Regions from separate parts of the Mus musculus genome. Here region 2 is linked to region 1. A link is a loop called in an ENCODE intact Hi-C map of the cell type or tissue named here. Cell type or tissue: left cerebral cortex. All regions are shown on one strand. Each heading gives the region's core, and the rest is flanking DNA. Links, peaks and the distances in the headings are about the cores only. Region 1 holds the start of Vmn2r25 (vomeronasal 2, receptor 25). Region 2 holds the start of Vmn2r26 (vomeronasal 2, receptor 26).

What was found. Peaks named below come from ENCODE experiments on the same cell type or tissue, not always from the same donor. Only the 100,000 strongest peaks of a DNase experiment are listed, where the experiment ranks them.
Region 2: it touches region 1 in a loop (17-fold over the local background); 11 of 42 quality-filtered maps call a loop at or near these places.

What each region holds. Positions count from the first base shown.
Region 1 is chr6:123,850,199-123,861,853 of GRCm38, reverse strand. Vmn2r25 (vomeronasal 2, receptor 25) reads left to right here and starts at 8,664. Exons shown (of 6, transcript NM_001104641.1): 1 at 8,664-8,881; 2 at 9,759-10,056. The coding sequence starts at 8,664. In left cerebral cortex, for the core only: no CTCF peak of the experiment used is centred there; no DNase peak of the experiment used is centred there.
Region 2 is chr6:124,015,518-124,027,172 of GRCm38, reverse strand. It overlaps Vmn2r26 (vomeronasal 2, receptor 26), which reads right to left and starts at 2,415. Exons shown (of 6, transcript NM_019917.2): 1 at 2,198-2,415; 2 at 1,025-1,322. The coding sequence starts at 2,415. In left cerebral cortex, for the core only: no CTCF peak of the experiment used is centred there; no DNase peak of the experiment used is centred there.

The DNA.
Region 1 (11,655 bases), core at 2,097-10,096:
CTTCCTCTCTTTCTGCTGCCCCATCCCTCCTGCTGAGGTGCATTTCCTCTGCCCCATTCCTCCTGCTGAAAGGCACTTCCCCTTTTGCTTGCCCATTTAAGCCTTGGACCTTTCAAAATACATGGGGGCTTTGATGCATTCCTGAACGGTTTCCGTGTCATTATTTGCACAAGGCCCTCGTCCCTCTCTACCCCCCATTTGGTTCTTAGGAGGAGGTCCCCTCGAGACCCTCGAATAACTGGACCTGCTGGACGGGTCACTCAACAGATACAAGAAGATCGAAATAATTGCATACCTCCAATAAGATCACCACTGACTCTTGGTCTTTAATAACAACAATAACAATAGAAAGCCCTCATATACATCGAAGCTGAACAACACTAGACTCAATGATAACTTGGTTAAGGAAGAAATAAAGAAAGAAATTAAAGACTTTTTAGAATTTAATGAAAATGAACACATCACATACCCAAACTTATGGGACACAATGAAAGCAGTGCTAAAAGGAAAACTAATTGCTTTAAGTGCATTTAAAAAGAAACTGGAGAGGGCATACACTAGCAGTTTGACAGCACACATGAAAGCCCTAGAAAAAAAAGAAATAAGAGGAATAGAAGGCTGGAAATGATCAAACTCAGGACTGAAATCAACAAAGTAAAAACAAAAGAACTATACAAAGAATCAACACAACCAGGAGCTGGTTCTTTGAGAAAATCAACAAGATAGATAAACCCTTAGCCAGACTAACCAGAAGGCACAGAGACAGTATCCAAATTAACAAAATCAGAAAGGAAAAGGGAGACATAAAAACAGAAACCGAGTAAATCCAAAAAAAATCATTAGATCCTACCACAAAAGCCTATACTCAACAAAACTGGAAAATCTGGATGAAATGGACATTTTCTAGACAGATACCAGCTACCAATGTTAAATCGGGATCAAATAAACCATTCTAGCAGTCCCATAACCCCTAAGGAAATAGCAGCCATTGTTGTTATTGTTTCAATTTTGCTTCTGATTAAAGAGTTGTTTATCTACTTCTTGGTTTAATTTGGATATGTCATATACATCTCAAAATTTATCTATTTCTTTTTGGTTATCCAATTTAGTGGCATAAAGTTTTGGAGGTATGTGCTTATGGTTTTCTGAATTTCACTGTTGTCTATCACAATGTCTACCTTCTTTTCACTAATGTTGTTCATTTGAGTCTCCTTTGTCAATCCTAATTTTCTTTTCAATGAACACTTTTTTTCTGTGATAACTATTTTTACTTATTTTTCACTAATTATTACCCAACCTAATTATTGTTGTTGCTTTTCCAAGGACTTAATGATTTTCATTAATTTGTTCATTGAGTCCTCTCAAATATCTTGGTATGAATGTTTTGTGGTACAAGCTTCCTTTTATACTGCCCTCTTTGTTTCTCACAGAGTTTTGACATGTGTTCTGTTTTAATCCGTTCTGGGAATTTTAAAACATTTATTTTCTTTATTTTACATGTATGAATGTTTCAACTTCATGTATATCTATTCACTATTTTTATGCCTGTTGTCCGCAGAAGTCAGAAAGGGTTTCAGATACCCCGGAACTGAATGATTGTGAGCCAACCTGTGGGTGCCAGGAACCACATCCAGGTCCTCTGAAAGAGCAAAAAGTGCTATTAACTGCTGAGTCCTCTCTTCAGCCCCAGTTCCAGAAATTTTATTATTTCCTTCTAATTTCATCAGTGGCCCATCCTGTATTCAAAGTTTTGTCATTTATCACTCTTGAGTTTTTATAGTCTCAGTTTCTATTGCTCTCGTTATCTAGCATGATTATATTGTTGTTATGGGCCTTTTATAAGTATCAGTTGTCTTATTAGCCCTGCTAGCTCCCAGTTAATTGAGACTAAATTATGATATTTATTTAACAAGCTGCAAGTTCACAACTGTGCAGCATTATTCTATTTTAATCCTAGAAGCTACTATAGTTATCTCCAAGTCAAAATCCCAGTGTTACTTGCATTTTAGTACTGATCTGGTGTTCCGGGGTCTAGGTGTTTTCTCATGGAGTCTCCTGTATTTTCTAGCTGTGGTACATCTCCAGTTCCCCCACCCCCCACCTCACTGTCTTCCACCTCCCCTGGCTAAGAGGAATTCCAGCCCTATTCTCTCCCATGATCAATCACTGGCTGATCAACTAGACTTATTGTCCGATTAACAAATAATTGGGGAGCAATATTTACAGAACATTAAGACAGAATATTCTCAGAATAAGTATTGAAAGCAGGTATGGGGAAACAGAAATCAGTATTTGAATAATACTAGGATAATTTTTATACAGGGCACAATAACTTTATGCCTACATATTTTTGTCTGATAAATGACAGGATCCAAGTTCAATTTTCATGTATTTATTGAGGCCTGCTTTATCTTCTAATATGTGATCATTTTTGGAGAACATTCAGTGAGCTGCTGAGATCCTATGCTCTTTAACATTTGGAGAGATGTTCTGTAGATTTCTGCTAAATTCATGTTATTCTGATATAATTTAACTTCTATGTTTCCTTGTTTACAGGTTTTTTCTAGATAAGTGATCTATTGTTTAGAGTAGGGTTTTAAATTTATCTACTCTTGTTGAATTAGGATTAATCTGTGGTTGTATGGTTGTTATTTTATGAAATTGTCAGTACTTGTGCTTGATGGAAATGTCCTAAATTTGTAATAGCCTCATCATGGACTCTTCCTTTAAGGAATATGAAGAGGCCATTCTTACCTGTTCTGAGTAGTTTGGTTTGAAGTTTGTATTATTGGATATTTCATGATCCATGCTTGCTTCATTCTTAATTCCATTTTCTTAGAAAATATTTTTCCATCCTTTTATTGTAAGATGGTAACTATCTTTGGTATTGTTTGTTTTTCAGTTCATTAATATTCAATGGAATTTGTGGAGGATGTGTTTATATTCCTGTAATTTGATGATTTTTGTATTGTTTTCTTAGACCTCTTTTTATTAACTTTCTTGATAGTGTTTATTCATCTCGGGGAGCCAAGTGTGTGCTTTTGAGACTTAAGCATTACTTCTAGAATCCTCTACAGAGATGCTTAGGTGTCATCAATTCCTGTGCATTTTTATCATGGAAAGTTTATATTTCTCCTTCAAATAAAGGGCAAAAGATTACTATGCATAATATTCAGGTTGGCAGGTATGGTCTTTTAGAATTTGGAATGCATCCTTCCAGACTCTTCTGTTTTAAATATTTCTACTTAATGTGTGTAACATTGCTTTTCTGAGGAGCATGTCTTTGTAAGTGACTTTGTCTGTGTCTGTCACAGCTTTTATTGCCCTTTATTTTGTATTTCCAGTATTTTAACTGTAGTATGTCATGTGAAATTTCTTTTCTGTTCCTTTCTATTTGTTTTCTGTAGGCCTTTTGTACCCAATTGATCATCTCTTTCTGTCGATTTGGGGGCTTTTCTACTATGGCTTTATTGTAAATATTTTCTATGCTTTTGTTATGGAATATTATTCTTTGTGAGTAAAATGTGAGGATTGGGTATTTTGATGGTGTTACAAAGCTCTCCCCTTTCTACACTTGTTGTGGATAGCCCTGGTGCTGTTTGTATTTTGATGCTAATTCAGCTTCCCCAAGAGGAGTGGTAGGTGGAGGGAATCCTGTTGACTTCTTGTGACCCTTCTAATGAATAAGGATGTGAAGGAAAGCAATCTTTGGGTAAGTAGGTGGGATTTCCAGGTTGGGACAGAAGGAAGGGGGAAGAAGAGAGTGTGCTTTTGGATAGGAGCCCTGGGGTGAAAATGTTGGTAGCTGAGGCTCCCATTTCAGGTGACAAATCTGTTTGGATCCTTTACTGGAGGATTTAACTGAGAATGGCTTATAAATTAGGATGTTTGTTGCTGTGCCCAAGTTGATTGAGTTACTTGTTGATTCTGAGCTAAGTTTGTGTGGTGTTTTCCTACAGGTAGAGACTGGACTGAGTTCCAGACAGAAAGGTACAGAGGTAAAGTGTACCCCAAAAGGTAGTGGGAAATTTTAAGTGTGGGGCTGGTGTGGTAGCAACCCAACAGTGGGAATTTAGCAAGCTGGGTGGAGAGATTTTGTAGCTCCAGTTCAGAGTCTCCTGGAGATGAGAAGAGGCTGGTGCCTTGCCAGTGATAACATTTATTGCTTTTTTATATTTCCTGACCATTATTGAATTATCAAATTTCTCTACCTTGTCTTCCAGTCCTGATATTCTCTCTTCAACACAATCCATTATTTCAATGAAGTTTTATACAAGATATACAGAGTATATTTTTTCCAGCCTCATTTCAACTTGACTTTTTTTCCAGCAATTGTATTTCTTTATTGAACTCTATTTTCACATTTTTATTGACTTCCTTACTCTTTTTAGCTTTTTTGTTTTTATTGTTTTGGAGTAAATTATTGTCTTCTTTTAGTTGTTTAGCGTAGTTTATAAAATTCATAGCATTATTTTCTTAATTGTTCTATTTATTTATATTCCAACTGTATGTTAACCCCCTTCCAGGCACCTCCTCCAAGATTCTTTGAGCCCCTCCCTCCTCCCCTTTGCTTCTGAGAGGGTGCTCCTGTAGAATTGTTGGGCTGCATCTGCTCAGCCACTGGATAAGTTCACTTGGGAAGGCAGAATTCTGGGAGTTTGACTGTGCATATACCATGTTGCCTCCAGAGGAGGCTTCTGGGCCACAGGGAAATGCCAAGACACTGCTCCAGAGGTAGTAAAGTGAAGTCTGAGATGTGAAAAAGCCTTACTTTTGATTAATTCATTACCATCTGGGTCCATGGCTTCCTCTACAAAATCTGAAAGACTTGTGGCTATGTTGGTGTCCCAATCCCTTCCCCTGGAAGTCATGCCTAGTTCCAGGAGATGTCCAGTTCAGGCTCCATATCTCTCATTGCTGGGAATCTTAGCTAGGAGTATCCTCATTGAATCTGGTGATTTTCTAGTGTCCTTGATTTCTAGTTTCTCTCAGAGATAGCCCTCCTATTTCCTTTTACTCTTCCTTTTACATTCTCCCTCGGCCGTCCCCACACACGATTTTTCCTATTCCCCTTAACAGGAAAATATTAAATCCCTTAAATATATCCAGCAAAATACAAACAAATGGGTGAAGGAAATTAATAAATCTGTTCAAAATGTGAAATGGAAATAAAACCAATAAAGAAAACCCCAAACTGAAGTAATCCTGAAAATGGAAATAATACATAAGTGAACAAGAATTACAGATGTAAGCATCACTAAGAGAGTTCAAGAAGCAGAAGAGGGAATCTGAAATATAGAAGATATGACAGAAATTGATTACATTGGTCAAAGAAAATGTTGAATCTAAAATGTTCCTAACACAAAACTTTCAGGAAATCTAAGATACTATGGAAAGACAAAACCTAAGAATAATAGGACTAGAACAAGAAAAGATTCCCAGATCAAAGGCCCAGAAAATATTTTCAACAAAATCATGAAAGGAAATTCCCCTTACCTAAAGAAAGAGGTGTTTAAAAAGGTAGAAGGTTACTGAACAATATATAATTTGGGCCAGAAAGGAAAGAGTCCCTTTCACATAATAAAACAGCAAATATAGAGAAAAAGAAAGACTATTAAAAGCTGCAAAAAATAATTGTCAAGTAACATATAAATGCAGAGCTATTAGAATTATTCTTGACTTCTAAACAAAAACTCTAAGAGACAGAAGGGCCTAGACAGATGTCTTTCATACTTGAGGAGACCACAGATGTTGGCCAAGGCTCCGATACTCAACAAAACTTTCAATCACCACAGATGGAGAAAACAAAATAATCCATGAGAAAACTAAGTTTAAACATCCATTCACAAATCCAGGCCTAGAGAATGTAGGAAATAGTGTACAGAAAAAGGAAAACTCCAATCCAAGGACATTAACTAAATGCAAAAAAGTACAACAAATAAATAATAATTGTATGCCAGCAAAGTCAAAAGAAGGAAATCATGCATGTGCACGTGTGTGCGCATGCACACACACACACACACACACACAAACACACACACACTACCAACAACAACATAAAAACAAGAATTAACAAACATTGTTCATTAATATCTGTCAACATTAATTGACTCGATTCCCTAATTAAAAGACACAGGCTAACAGAATGGATGTGGAAATTGTATTCATCATTCTGCTGCATACAATAAACACTCCTCAATATCAAACATGGATACTTCCTTAGTGTAAGGGGCTGAAAAAATATTCCCCAGCAAATGGACACAGGAAACAAGCTGGTGTAGCTGTTCTAATATCTAACATAATAGACTTTCAACCAAAATTAATCAAAAGAGATGGTTAAGGACACACCTCATATCCACCAAGATGGCATTTAATTCTCTTAACATCTCTGCCCCAAATGCAAGGACTTCCACATTCATAATAGAAACATTGTTAAAGGACGATCGCACATCCACTCTCACACACTGTTAGTGGGATACTTCAACACCCCAGTCTCACCAATGGAAAGGTCATCCAGACAGAATCTAAACAGAGAAATAATGGAGCTAACCGATATTATGATTCAGATGGACCTAACACACATATACAGAAATTTTCACCCAAACACAAAGGAAAAATATTCTTTACAGGACATTATGGAAACCTATCCAAAATTGAGAAGTCACAAAGCAAATTTCAACAGACACAAGAAACTTGAAATATAATGGGTCTTCCTCAGGACACAGCTATACAATTCCTGGACACATACCCAAAGAATGTTCCACCATAAGGACATGTGCTCAACTCTGTTCATAGCAGCTTTATTCATAATAGCCAAAAAACGGGAAACAACATAAATGTCCCTCAGCTAAAGAATGGATAAAACAAATATGGTACATTTACACAATGGAATATTACTCATCTGCTAAAAAGAATGGCCCAAAATTTGTGGGCAAATAGATGTAAGTAGAAAATATCATCTTGAATGAGGTAACCCAGACCCAGAAATACCAATGTGGTATGTTATCACTTATATGTGGATCTTAGCTGTAAAGTCAAGTATAACCATGCTGCAATCCACAGACCCAAAGAAATAAACTGAGGATAAGGTGTGATTTTCCTCATGGTCTAAGCAACAAAGCCTCAGTACACATTCTTACCTACAGATTCTTACTCTTTTAAGGGCTTTGATGAAGTGGTTTTTCCATGTGAATGAATTTAATATGATTTGAAAAGAAAAAAAAAAGGACACATCTCTTCATGCATCAGAATTTGTTATTATAAATACAGATTTTTCATATTAAAATATGTTAATGGTTATGCTTGGTGATGTACACCTGTAACCTTGATTAAACTGAAGATTGAGACTGGAGGTCACAAATTCTAAGACAACCTTGGAAACACAGTCCCTTAAAGATTTATAAAGGCTAAGGATGTAAAGCTATGGTAGAGTACTTGGTCAGTATATACACACTTCAGGTTTACTCTCCTACAGTGACCACAGCAAAAATGAATGAATGAATGAATGAATGAATGAATGAATGACAGAAAGAGAGAGAGAGAGAAAGGAAGGAAGGAAGGAAGGATGGAAGAAAGAAAGAAAGAAAGAAAGAAAGAAAGAAAGAAAGAAAGAAAGAAAGAAAGGGAGAAGGAGGGAGGGAGGGAGGGAAGGAAAGAAGGAAGGAAGGAAGGAAGGAAGGAAGGAAGGAAGGAAGGAAGGAAGGAAGGAAGAGAAAATAGATTCACATGTCAGGAGGTGTGGGGTGGGGAGCATTTGGGGTACAGACCAGGAGTGGGATGAAGTGTGGACTGTAAAAAGGATTAAAGAGTAAAAATAAATAAATAAAACAGATTACACATTGGACCTCATACAAAATAGACATTTTTTAAAATCTAGTAGTATTCTTTGATTTACTTTCTTTGAAGTACATAAATTTGAAATAAAGCCAGTGCTTGAAAAAAATCTATGTGTTAATTGAAAATATATATTTAATTTTCACAATATATATGTATTTCAAAACATTGTCTTCATAGGGACATACAATATAAGATGTTTAAAATATACAAGTTGATAATTGACCTTATAAAGGGGTCAGAAATAATGTTTTCTAATTGTAAGGCTTTGTTTTGCCTTACAGAAATACTCTAAAATGACACTGATGTTAAATGATTAAGAGTCTTCGCCCTCCCTGCCACCCCACCACCACCATGCTCCAAACACTGAACCCTTTGATGCCTCCTTCAGATGACCCTTCATTACTTAATAATGCTTCCACTGGTTAGTCTCTCTTTACCTTGGGGCACTGAGAAGTCCCAGCTCACAGAGTGTACATACCCCACAGGTATTTTAGAGGACTTCACATTTTTCTTAATTGTGTGTTTTCCTGCTGAGAATCAGGATTCCCAGGTGCCAAGTGAGAGGTTCCTGAGCCCTTGGGGACTCACAGTGACTATGTGGAGGGGACATAATCTAGGGCTAAGTAGGTGCAAAGCAGATTATACTCCAGCGAACAGAGGGAGTGTTTGGATACTGGTGGGCCTGTATCAGGACACAACAATGCTTTATAACCTTGATCTACACTGACCAGACAGCCACATGTTTTATTTCTTTGCTGATGTGCTTTCAGAGTTGATTAGCCCAAGATCCTCAACTGAACAGATATCAATTATTTATCAATGTTAGTATGAAATTACTCATTGCTTTCTCCCCCCTAGTTGTTCTCATTTTATTCCAGGAACATATTTCTTGTTACTACTTAACTAAATATGCTTCTTCTGGCTACTATCAAGATGCAGATTTTGTTATTGGAGGACTCTTTTCCCTTAGAGTGACTGATGGAAATACATTTATAAGTAGATCTGGCATTGAAGATACAAGCCATATACCAGAATATGTTTTTGCGTAAGTGCTTGGCTTTTCTTTTAAAAAAAAATATTGTTTCAGGATTTTATACATGTATAAAATATATGTTGATCACACCCACCTCTATTGCTTCCCCTCCAATATCTCCTGTCTTCAAATTCATGGGGTCTCTCTGTCTCTCTCTCCCTATCTCTCTGTTTGTCTCTGTCTCTGTTTCTCTCTCACTTTTTAGGAGTGCCAGTACTGCAGGAATATAGGACACCTTCTAGAGTGTAGGCAAGCTACTAGGGCAAACCTCCTAAGGAAACTGACTCTCCCTTCCCCAGTAGCCACAATATGCCAATAGTTACTCAGCCATGACTGGCTCTCTGTGTGTCTCTTCCCTAATCAGGCTGAATTCTTTTAAATATGTAAGACATTGTTGAAAAGACTTTGTAGTCGAAAACAATATTTGTTTGTTTTTATTTAGTGTATTGTACTGAGAACATTTTATTTTCCATGTTTAAACTTACTTGACACTATTTTTTTCAGTTGCTATGTTTGATCAAACATTGTATTTTCCTGAGGTCTGGAACTCACTCTGTAGACCAGGTTGGCCTTGAACTTAGAAATCCACCTCCTTCTGCCTCCCAAGGGCTGGGAATAAAGGCATGTGCCACCACGGCCCGGCTAACTAATATATTTCTAAGTAGTCCTTTTCAAGTTATTTTTAGTATATAGAATATCATGCTTTTTTCTTGAAATACAATGAATGATCTTTATATGCCTTAGATTGCTGTAAATAAAAATCCAAAATTTGAGAGGGAGCACTGGAGGAGCTGCAGGGAGAAAAGAGATGGAGGTAAATGATGTAATTATGTTTTAATTAAAAATTGAAAAGGAACATAAAAATGTTTTTTCCAATTTTTCCTCCTAGGGATCTCATTAAACATTATCAGCACATTTTAGCAATGGTTTTTGCTATAGAAAAAATCAACAAGGACCCAAATATTCTATTCAATAAGTCCCTGGGATTCTTTCTCTTCAATGTCAACTTCATTGAGATGAAGGCTGTGGAAGGTTCTATGGCTTTGCTCTCAGGAGAGAGCCCCCCAATTCCTAACTACAGCTGCAGGCCTGAAAAGACTGATAAGCTGGTTGCAGTGATAGGAGGCATTTCAACATCAATATCCATTCAGATCTCCCGAGTTCTAAGTCTCTACAAAGTCCCACAGGTACCCAAAGGGTCCTTAGGTTAAACATAGTAACATAGTAATGTAATAAATGCTAATTAATTCCAGTATTGTTTACTGAAGAGTTATAGGACGGCTTAATAATTTACTATTCATCATTTTTAACTCTGAATAATAATTTATTTATAAAATGAAATAATATTTGGATAATAAATTTAATTTCAAGACTTTTAAAAATTGGAAAAAAAATGCCAACTCACTATGCCAACTTACATGATATTGAACTTCCTATGTAGCCCACAATATTCTGATTTTTTTTTTTTGTTGTTTTTTTTTTTTTTTGTTTTTTTTCCCAGAAGGGAGCATCAGATTCTTTATAGTTGAAGTCAAATAAATCCCTTCCTCCTATGTTGCTTTGGTCATGGTGTTTCTTTCTTTTTTTTTTAATATTTTTATTAGGTATTTTCCTCATTTACATTTCCAATGCTATCCCAAAAGTCCCCCATACCCTCCCCCCACTCCCCTACCCAACCACTCCGACTTTTTGGCCCTGGCATTCCCCTGTACAGGGGCATATAAAGTTTGCATGACCAATGGGCCTCTCTTTCCAGTGATAGCCGACTAGGACATTTTTTGATACATATGCAGCTAGAGACAATAGCTAGGGGGTACTGGTTAGTTCATATTGTTTTTCCACCTACAGGGTTGCAGTTCCCTTTAGCTCCTTGGGTACTTTCTCTAGCTCCTCCATTGGGGGCCCTGTGATACATCCAATAGCTGACTGTGAGCATCCACTTCTGTGTTTGCTAGGCCCCAGCATAGTCTCACAAGAGACAGCTATATCTGGGTCCTTTCAGCAAAATCTTGCTAGTGTATGCAACGGTGTCAGCGTTTGGAGGCTGATGATGGGATGGATCCCTGGATATGGCAGTCTCTAGATGGTCCATCCTTTTAACTCAGCTCCAAACTTGGTCTCTGTAACTCCGTCCATGGGTGTTTTGTTCCCAATTCTAAGAAGGGGCAAAGTGTCTACACTTTGGTTTTCATTCTTCTTGAGTTTCATGTGTTTCACAAATTGTATCTTATATTTTGAGTATTCTAAGTTTCTGGGCTAATATCCACTTATCAGTGAGAATATATCATTTGATTTCTTTTGTGATTGGGTTAACTCACTCAGGATGATGTCCTCCAGGTCCATCCATTTGCCTAGGAATTTCATAAATTCATTCTTTTTAATAGCTGAGTAGTACTCCATTGGGTAAATGTACCACATATTTTGATTTCATTCCTCGGTTGAAGGGCATCTGGGTCCTTTCCAGCTTCTGGCTATTATAAATAAGGCTGCTATGAACATAGTGGAGCATGTTTCTTTCTTACCAGTTTGAATATCTTCTGGATATATTGCCAGGAGAGGTATTGCGGGATCCTCCAGTAGTACTATGTCCAATTTTCTGAGAAACTGCAGACTGATTTCCAGAGTAGTTGTACAAGCTTGCAATCCCACCAACAATGGAGGAGTGCTCCTCTTTCTCCACATCCTCGCCAGCATCGGGTGACACCTGAATTTTTGATCTTAGTCATTCTGACTGGTGTGAGGTGGAATATCAGGGTTGTTTTGATTTGCATTTCCCTGATGATTAA
Region 2 (11,655 bases), core at 2,038-10,037, 170 kb before region 1:
CCAAGATATAAGATACAATTTGTGAAACACATGAAACTCAAGAAGAATGAAAACCAAAGTGTGGACACTTTGCCCCTTCTTAGAATTGGGAACAAAACACCCATGGAAGGAGTTACAGAGACCAATTTTGGAGCTGAGTTAAAAGGATGGACCATCTAGAGACTGCCATATCCAGGGATCCATCCCATCATCAGCTTCCAAACGCTGACACCATTGCATACACTAGCAAGATTTTGCTGAAAGGACCCAGATATAGCTGTCTCTTGTGAGACTATGCAGGGGCCTAGCAAACACAGAAGTGGATGCTCACAGTCAGCTATTGGATGTATCACAGGGCCCCCAATGGAGGAGCTAGAGAAAGTACCCAAGGAGCTAAAGGGAACTGCTACCCTATAGGTGGAACAACAATATGAACTAACCAGTACCCCCTAGCTATTGTCTCTAGCTGAATATGTATCAAAAAATGGCCTAGTCGGCTATCACTGGAAAGAGAGGCCCATTGTTCATGCAAACTTCATATGTCCCAGTACAGGGGAACACCAGGGCCAAAAAGTGGGAGTAGGTACGTAGGGGAGTAGGGGGGAGGGTATGAGGGACTTTTGGGATAGCATTGGAAATGTGAATGAGTAAAATACCTAATAAAAATATTTAAAAAAAAAGAAACACCATGACCAAAGCAACATAGGAGGAAGGGGTTTATTTGACTTCCACTATAAAGAATCTGATGCTCCCTTCTGAAAAAAAAAAAAAAAAAAGAATATCGTGGGCTACATAGGAAGTTCAATATTATGAAAGTTGGTATAGTGAGTTGGCATTTTTCCAATTTTTAAAAGTCTTGAAATTAAATTTATTATACAAATATGATTTCATTTTATGAATAAATTATTATCAGAGTTAAAAATGATGAATAGTAAATTATTAAGCCGTCCTATACCTCTTCAGTAAACAATACTGGAATTAATTAGCATTTATTACATTACTATGTTACTATGTTTACCCTAAGGAGCCAGGATTCTTTGTGTACCTGTGGGACGTTGTAGAGACTTAGAACTCGGGAGATCTGAATGGATATTGATGTTGAAATGCCTCCTATCACTGCAACCAGCTTATCAGTCTTTTCAGGCCTGCAGCTGTAGTTAGGAATTGGGGGGCTCTCTCCTGAGAGCAAAGCCATAGAACCTTCCGCAGCCTTCATCTCAATGAAGTTGACATTGAAGAGAAAGAATCCCAGGGACTTGTTGAATAGAATATTTGGGTCCTTGTTGATTTTTTCTATAGCAAAAACCATTGCTAAAATGTGCTGATAATATTTAATGAGATCCCTAGGAGGAAAAATTGGAAAAAACATTTTTATGTTCCTTTTCAATTTTTAATTAAAACATAATTACATCATTTACCTCCATCTCTTTTCTCCCTGCAGCTCCTCCAGTGCTCCCTCTCAAATTTTGGATTTTTATTTACAGCAATCTAAGGCATATAAAGAGCATTCACTGTATTTTAAGAAAAAAGCAGGATATTCTATATACTAAAAATAACTTGAAAAGGACTACTTAGAAATATATTAGTTAGCCGGGCCATGGTGGCACATGCCTTTATTCCCAGCCCTTGGGAGGCAGAAGCAGGTGGATTTCTAAGTTTGAGGCCAACCTGGTCTACAGAGTGAGTTCCAGACCTCAGGAAAATACAATGTTTGATCAAACATAGCAATTGAAAAAAATAGTGTCAAGTAAGTTTAAACATGAAAAATAAAATGTTCGCAGTACAATACACTAAATAAAAACAAAGAAATATTGTTTTCGACTACAAAGTCTTTTCAACAATGTCTTACATATTTAAAAGAATTCAGCATGATTAGGGAAGAAACACACAGGGAACCAGTCATGGCTGAGTAACTATTGGCATTTTGTGGCTACTGGGGAAGGGAGAGTCAGTTTCCTTAGGAGGTTTGCCCTTGTAGCTTGTCTACACTCTAGAAGGTGTCCTATATTCCTGTAGTACTGGCACTCCTAAAAAGTGAGAGAGAAACAAAGACAGAGACAAACAGAGAGACAGGGAGAGAGCGACAGAGAGACCCCATGAATTTGAAGACAGGAGACATTGGAGGGGAAGCAGTAGAGGTGGGTGTGATCAACATATATTTTATACATGTATAAAATCCTGAAACAATATTTTTTTAAAAGAAAAGCCAAGCACTTACGCAAAAACATATTCTGCTATATGGCTTGTATCTTCAACGCCAGATCTACTTATAAATGTATCTCCATCAGTCACTCTAAGGGAAAAGAGTCCTCCAATAACAAAATCTGCATCTTGATAGTAGCCAGAAGAAGCATATTTAGTTAAGTAGTAACAAGAAATTTGTTCCTGGAATAAAATGAGAACAACTAGGGGAGAGAAAGCAGTGAGTAATTTCATACTAACATTGATAAATAATCGATAAGACCCAGATATCTGTTCAGTTGAGAATCTTGGGCTAATCGACTCTGAAAGCACATCAACAAACAAATAAAACATGTGGCTGTCTGGTCAGTGTAGATCAAGGTTATAAAGCATTGTTGTGTCCTGATACAGGCCCACCAGTATCCAAACACTCCCTCAGTTCGCTGGAGTATAATCTGCTTTGCACCTACTTAGCCCTAGATTATGTCCCCTCCACATAGTCACTGTGAGTCCCCAAGGGCTCAGGAACCTCTCACTTGGCACCTGGGAATCCTGATTCTCAGCAGGAAAACACACAATTAAGAAAAATGTGAAGTCCTCTAAAATACCTGTGGGGTATGTACACTCTGTGAGCTGGGACTTCTCAGTGCCCCAAGGTAAAGTGAGACTAACCAGTGGAAGCATTATTAAGTAATGAAGGGTTATCTGAAGGAGGCATCAAAGGGTTCAGTGTTTGGAGCATGGTGGTGGTGGGGTGGCAGGGAGGGCGAAGACTCTTAATCATTTAACATCAGTGTCATTTTAGAGTATTTCTGTAAGGCAAAACAAAGCCTTACAATTAGAAAACATTATTTCTGACCCCTTTATAAGGTCAATTATCAACTTGTATATTTTAAACATCTTATATTGTATGTCCCTATGAAGACAATGTTTTGAAATACATATATATTGTGAAAATTAAATATATATTTCAATTAACACATAGACTTTTTTCAAGCACTGGCTTTATTTCAAATTTATGTACTTCAAAGAAAGTAAATCAAAGAATACTACTAGATTTTTTAAAATGTCTATTATGTATGAGGTCCAATGTGTAATCTGTTTTATTTATTTATTTTTACTCTTTGATCCTTTTTACAGTCCACACTTCATCCCACTCCTGGTCTGTACCCCAAATGCTCCCCACCCCACACCTCCTGACATGTGAATCTATTTTCTCTTCCTTCCTTCCTTCCTTCCTTCCTTCCTTCCTTCCTTCCTTCCTTCCTTCCTTCCTTCCTTCCTTCCTTCCTTCCCTCCCTCCCTCGCTCTCTCTTTCTTTCTTTCTTTCTTTCTTTCTTTCTTTCTTTCTTTCTTTCTTTCTTTCTTCCTTCCTTCCTTCCTTCCTTCCTTTCTCTCTCTCTCTCTCTTTCTGTCATTCATTCATTCATTCATTCATTCATTCATTCATTTTTGCTGTGGTCACTGTAGGAGAGTAAACCTGAAGTGTGTATATGCTGACCAAGTACTCTACCATAGCTTTACATCCTTAGCCTTTATAAATCTTTAAGGGACTGTGTTTCCAAGGTTGTCTTAGAATTTGTGACCTCCAGTCTCAATCTTCAGTTTAATCAAGGTTACAGGTGTGCATCACCAAGCATAACCATTAACATATTTTAATACGAAAAATATGTATTTATAATAACAAATTCTGATGCATGAAGAGATATGTCATTTTTTCTTTTCAAATCATATTAAATTCATTCACATGGAAAAACCACTTCATCAAAGCCCTTAAAAGAGTAAGAATCTGTAGGTAAGAATGTATACTGAGGCTTTGTTGCTTAGAACATGAGGAACATCACACCTTATCCTCAGTTTATTTCTTTGGGTCTGTGGATTGCAGCATGGTTATACTTGACTTTACAGCTCAGATCCACATATAAGTGATAACATACCACATTGGTATTTCTGGGTCTGGGTTACCTCATTCAAGATGATATTTTCTACTTACATCTATTTGCGCACAAATTTTGGGCCATTCTTTTTAGCAGATGAGTAATATTCCATTGTGTAAATGTACCATATTTGTTTTATCCATTCTTCAGCTGAGGGACATTTATGTTGTTGTTTCTTTGACCAATGTAATCAATTTCTGTCATATCTTCTATATTTCAGATTCCCTCTTCTGCTTCTTGAACTCTATTAGTGATGCTTACATCTGTAATTCTTGTTCACTTATGTATTATTTCCATTTTCAGGATTACTTCAGTTTGGGGTTTTCTTTATTGGTTTTATTTCCATTTCACATTTTGAACAGATTTATTAATTTCCTTCACCCATTTGTTTGTATTTTGCTGGATATATTTAAGCGATTTAATATTTTCCTGTTAAGGGGAATAAGAAAAATCGTGTGTGGGGACGGCCGAGGGAGAATGTAAAAGGAAGAGTAAAAGGAAATAGGAGGGCTATCTCTGAGAGAAACTAGAAATCAAGGACACTAGAAAATCACCAGATTCAATGAGGATACTCCTAGCTAAGATTCCCAGCAATGAGAGATATGGAGCCTGAACTGGACATCTCCTGGAACTAGGCATGACTTCCAGGGGAAGGGATTGGGACACCAACATAGCCACAAGTCTTTCAGATTTTGTAGAGGAAGCCATGGACCCAGATGGTAATGAATTAATCAAAAGTAAGGCTTTTCCACATCTCAGACTTCACTTTCCTACCTCTGGAGCAGTGTCTTGGCATTTCCCTGTGGCCCAGAAGCCTCCTCAGGAGGCAACATGGTATATGCACAGTCAAACTCCCAGAATTCTGCCTTCCCAAGTGAACTTATCCAGTGGCTGAGCAGATGCAGCCCAATAATTCTACAGGAGCACCCTCTCAGAAGCAAAGGGGAGGAGGGAGGAGCTGAAGGAATCTTGGAGGAGGTGCCTGGAAGGGGGTTAACATACAGTTGGAATATAAATAAATAGAACAATTAAGAAAATAATGCTATGAATTTTATAAACTACGCTAAATAACTAAAAGAAGACAACAATTTACTCCAAAACAATAAAAACAAAAAAGCTAAAAAGAGTAAGGAAGTCAATAAAAATGTGAAAATAGAGTTCAATAAAGAAATACAATTGCTGGAAAAAAAGTCAAGCTGAAATGAGGCTGGAAAAAATATACTCTGTATATCTTGTATAAAACTTCATTGAAATAATGGATTGTGTTGAAGGGAGAATATCAGGACTGGAAGACAAGGTAGAGAAATTTGATAATTCAATAATGGTCAAATATATATATATATATATATATATATATATATATATATATATATATGTATATATATATATGCATATATATACATATCTATCTATCTATATATCTATATCTATATCTATATCTATATCTATATCTATATCTATATCTATATCTATATCTATATCTATATCTATATATATATATATGGCAGGAAATATAAAAAAGCAATAAATGTTATCACTGGCAAGGCACCAGCCTCTTCTCATCTCCAGGAGACTCTGATCTGGAGCTACAAAATCTCTCCACCCAGCTTGCTAAATTCCCACTGTTGGGTTGCTACCACACCAGCCCTACACTTAAAATTTCCCACTACCTTTTGGGGTACACTTTATCTCTGTACCTTTCTGTCTGGAACTCAGTCCAGTCTTTACATGTAGGAAAACACCACACAAACTTAGCTCAGAATCAACAAGTAACTCAATCAACTTGGGCACAGCAACAAACATTCTAATTTATAAGCCATTCTAAGTTAAATCCACCAGTAAAGGATCCAAACAGATCTGTCACCCGAAATGGGAGCCTCAGCTACCAACATTTTCACCTCCTGGCTCCTATCCAAAAGCATACTCTCTTCTTTTCTTCCCCTGTCCTTCAGTCCCAACCTGGAAATCTCACCTACTTACCCAAAGATTGCTTTCCTTCAAATCCTTATTCATTAGAAGGGTCACAAGAAGTCAACAGGATTCTCTCCTCCTCCCACTCCTCTTGGGGAAGCTGAATTAGCATCAGAATACAAACAGCAGCAGGGCTATCCACAACAAGTGTAGAAAGGGGAGAGCTTTGTAACACCAAAAAAATACCCAATCCTCACATTTTACTCACAAAGAAGAATATTCCATAACAAAAGCATAGAAAATATTTACAATAAAGTCATAGTAGAAAAGCCCCCAAATCTACACAAAGAGATGATCAATTGGGTACAAAAGCCCTACAGAAAACGAATAGACAGGAACAGAAAAGAAATTTCACATGACATACCACAGTTAAAATACTGGAAATACAAAATAAAGGGCAATAAAAGCTGTGACAGACACAGGCAAAGTCACTTACAAAGACATGCTCCTCAGAAAAGCAGTGTTACACACATTAAGTAGAAATATTTAAAACAGAAGAGTTGGGAAGGATGCATTCCAAATTCTAAGAGACCATACCTGCCAACCTGAATATTATGCATAGTAATCTTATGCCCTATATTTGAAGGAGAAATATAAACTTTCCATGATAAAAATGCACAGGAATTGATGACATCTAAGCATCTCTGTAGAGGATTCTAGAAGTAATGCTTAAGTCTGAAAAGAATGATTAGCACACACACTTGGCTCCCCGAGATAAATAAACACTATCAGGAAAGTTAATAAAAAGAAGATAAATAAACACTATCAGGAAAGTTAATAAAAAGAGGTCTAAGAAAACAATACAAAAATCATCAAATTACAGGAATATAAACACATCATCAACAAATTCCATTGATTATTAATGAACTCAAAAACGAACAAAACCAAAGATAGTTACTACCTTACAATAAAAGGATGGAAAATTCTTTTCTAAGAAAATGGAATTAGCCTTCCGGCCCACTGCATCACCAGGGTCCCTGGCCCAGGAAGTCTCTGAACACCCGCAAGGACCCACACAGGATCCGCCACGGGATCCTAAGACCTCTGGTGAGTGGAACACAGCACCTACTCCAATCCACACGTAGGACCTGAGACTGCATTAATTAAGGAAGTAGATAACCTGGCCTGATCCGGGGCACAAGTCCCTTCCGGCCCACTGCAGCACCAGGGTCCCTGTCCCAAGGACCCACACAGGATCCGCCTATGGTGAGTGGAACACAACTTCTGCCAGGAGGCAGGTTCAAACACCAGATATCTGGGCACCTTCCCTGCAAGAGGAGAGCGTGCCTGCAGAGAATACTCTGACCACTGAAACTAAGGATAGATCTAGTCTCCCAGGTCTGCTGATAGAGGCTAACATAATCACCTGAGGAACAAGCTCTAACCAGAGACAACTATAACAACTAGCTCCAGAGAATACCAGATGGCGAAAGGCAAATGTAAGAATCCTACTAACAGAAATCAAGACCACTCACCATCATCAAAACGCAGCACTCCCACCCCACCTAGTCCTGAGCACCCCAACACAACCGAAAAGCTAGACCCGGATTTAAAAGCATATCTCATGATGATTGTAGAGGACATCAAGAAGAACTTTAATAACTCACTTAAAGAAATACAGGAGAACACTGCTAAAGAGTTACAAGTCCTTAAAGACAAACAGGAAAACACAACCAAACAGGTAGAAGTCCTTATAGAAAAACAGAAAAACACATCCAAACAGGTGATGGAAATGAACAAAATCATACTAGACCTAAAAAGAGAAGTAAACACAATAAAGAAAACCCAAAGTAAGGCAACGCTAGAGATAGAAACCCTAGGAAAGACATCTGGAACCATAGATGTGAGCATCAGCAACAGAATACAAGAGATGGAAGAGAGAATCTCAGGTGCAGAAGATTCCATAGAGAACATCGGCACAACAATTAAAGAAAATACAAAACGCAAAAAGATCCTGACTCAAAACATCCAGGAAATACAGACACAATGAGAAGACCAAACCTACAGATAAGATAATAGGAGTTGATGAGAATGAAGATTTTCAACTTAAAGGGCCAGCAAATATCTTCAACAAAATTATAGAAGAAAACTTCCCAAACCTAAAGAAAGAGATGCCCATGAACATACAAGAAGCCTACAGAACTCCAAATAGACTGGACCAGAAAAGAAATTCCTCCTGACACATAATAATCAGAACAACAAATGCACTAAATAAAGAGAGAATATTAAAATCAGTAAGGGAGAAAGGTCAAGTAACCTATAAAGCAGGCCTTTCAGAATTACACCAGACTTTTCACCAGAGACTATGAAAGCCAGAAGATCCTGGACAGATGTTATACAGACACTAAGAGAACACAAATGCTAGCCCAGGCTACTATACCCGGCCAAACAATCAATCACCATAGATGGAGAAACCAAAGTATTTCTCAACAAAACCAAATTCACACATTATCTTTCCACGAATTCAGCCCTTCAAAGGATAATAACAGAAAAAAACCAATACAAGGATGGAAATCACGCCATAGAAAAAGCAAGAAAGTAATCCCTCATCAAACCAAAAAGATGACAGCCATAAGAAGAGAATGCCAATTCTAACAACAAAAATAAAAGGAAGCAACAATTACTTTTCCTTAATATCTCTTATATCAATGGACTCAATTCCCCAATAAAAAGACATAGACTAACAGACTGGCTACACAAAAAGGACCCAACATTCTGCTGCTTACAGGAAACCCATCTCAGGGAAAAAGACAGACACTACCTCAGAGTGAAAGGATGGAAAACAATTTTCCAAGCAAATGGTCTGAAGAAACAAGGTGGAGTAGCCATTCTAATATCGGATAAAATCGACTTCCAACCCAAAGTTATCAAAAAAGACAAGGAGGGACACTTCATACTCATCAAAGGTAAAATCCTCCAAGAGGAACTCTCAATTCTGAATATCTACGCTCCAAATGCAAGGGCAGCCACATTCATTAAAGACACTTTAGTAAAGCTCAAAGCACACATTGCACCTCACACAATAATAGTGGGAGACTTCAACACACCACTTTCATCAATGGATAGATCGTGGAAACAGAAACTAAACAGGGACACAGTGAAACTAACAGAAATTATGAAACAAATGGATTTAACAGATATCTACAGAACATTTTATCCTAAAACAAAAGGATATACCTTCTTCTCAGCACCTCACTAAATTTACTATATAATTGGTTACAAAACAGGCCTCAACAGATACAAAAATATTGAAATTGTCCCATGCATCCTATCAGACCATCATGGCCTAAGGCTGAACTTCATAACAACTTAAATAATGGAAGGAAACATTCATATGGAAGTTGAACAACACTCTTCTCAATGATACCTCAGTCAAGGAAGGAATAAAGAAAGAAATTAAAGACTTTTTAGAGTTTTATAACAATGAAGCCACAACATACCCAAACCTATGTGACACAATGAAAGCATTTCTAAGAGGGAAACTCATAGCTCTGAGTGCCTCCAAGAAGAAACTGGAGAGAGCACACATTAGCAGCTTGACAACACATCTAAAAGCTCTAGAAAAAAAGGAAAAAATTCACCCAAGAGGAGTAGACGGCAGGAAATAATCAAACTCAGTGGTGAAATCAACTAAGTGGAAACAGGAAGAACTATTCAAAGAATTAACCTAAGCAGGAGTTGGTTCTTTGAGAAAATCAAAAAGATAGATAAACCCTTAGCTAGACACACTAGAGGGCACAAGAAAAACCTCCTAATTAACAAAATCCGAAATGAAAAGGGAGACATAACAACAGATCCTGAAGAAATCCAAAATACCATCAGATACTTCTACAAAAGGCTATACTCAAAAAAACTGGAAAACCTGGACGAAATAGACAAATTTCTAGACAGATACCAGGTACCAAAGTTAAATCAGGATCAAGTTAAAGATCTAAACAGTCCCATATCCCCTAAAGAAATAGAAGCAGTCATTAATAGTCTCCCACCCAAAAAACCAAGGACCCGATGGGTTTAGTGCAGAGTTCTATCAGACCTTCAAAGAAGATCTAATTCCAGTTCTGCACAAACTCTTCTACAAAATAGAAGTAGAGCAAACTCTACCCAACTCATTCTATGAAGCCACAATTACTCTAATACCTAAACCACAGAAAGATCCAACAAAGATAGAGAACTTCAGACCAATTTCCCTTATGAATATCGATGCAAAAATACTCAATAAAATTCTCGCTAACCGAATCCAAGAATACATTAAAGCAATCATCCATCCTGACCAAGTATGTTTTATTCCAAGGATGCAGGGATGGTTTAATATACGAAAATCCATCAATGTAATCCGTTATATAAACAAACTCAAAGACAAAAACCACATGATCATTTAGCAAGATTTGGAAAAAGCATTCGACAAGATCCAACACCCATTCATGATAAAAGTCTTGGAAAGATCAGGAATTCAAGGCCCATATCTAAACATGATAAAAGCAATCTACAGCAAACCAGTAGTCAACATCAAAGTAAATGGTAAGAAGCTTGAAGCAATCCCACTAAAATCAGGGACTAGAAAAGGCTACCCACTTTCTCCCTACCCATTCAACATAGTACTTGAAGTCCTAGCCAGAGCAATTCAACAACAAAAGGAGATCAAGGGGATACAAATTGGAACAGATGAAATCAAAATATCACTTTTTGCAGATGATATGATAGTATATATAAGTGACCCTAAAAATTCCACCAGAGAACTCCTAAACCTGATAAACAGCTTCGGTGAAGTAGCTGGATATAAAATTAACTCAAACGAGTCAATGGCCTTTCTCTACACAAAGAATAAACAGGCTGAGAAAGAAATTAGGGAAACAACACCCTGCTCAATAGTCACAAATAATATAAAATATCTTGGCATGACTCTAACTAAGGAAGTGAAAGATCTGTATGACAAAAACTTCAAGTCTCTGAAGAAAGAAATTAAAGAAGGTCTCTGAAGATGGAAAGATCTCCCATGCTCATGGATTGGCAGGATCAATATAGTAAAAATGGCTATCTTGCCAAAAGCAATCTACAGATTCAATGCAATCCCCACAAAATTCCAACTCAATTCTTCAATAAATTAGAAAGGGCAATCTGCAAATTCATCTGGATTAACAAAAAAACTAGGATAGCAAAAACTCTTCTCAAGGATAAAAGAACCTCTGGTGGAATCACCATGCCTGACCTAAAGCTTTACTACAGAGCAATTGTGATAAAAACTGCATGGTACTGGTATAGTGACAGGCAAGAGACCAATGGAATAGAATTGAAGACCCAGAAATGAACCCACTCACCTACGGTCACTTGATCTTTGACAAGGGAGCTAAACCATCCAGTGGAAGAAAGACAGCATTTTCAACAAATGGTGCTGGCACAACTGGTTGTTATCATGTAGAATAATGTGAATCTATCCATTCCTATGTCCTTGTATTAAGGTCAAATCTAAGTGGATTAAGGAACTTCAAATAAAAGCAGAGACACTGAAACTTATAGAGGAGAAAATGGGGAAAATCCTCGAAGATATGGGCACAGGGGAAAAATTCCTGAATAGAACAGCAATGGCTTG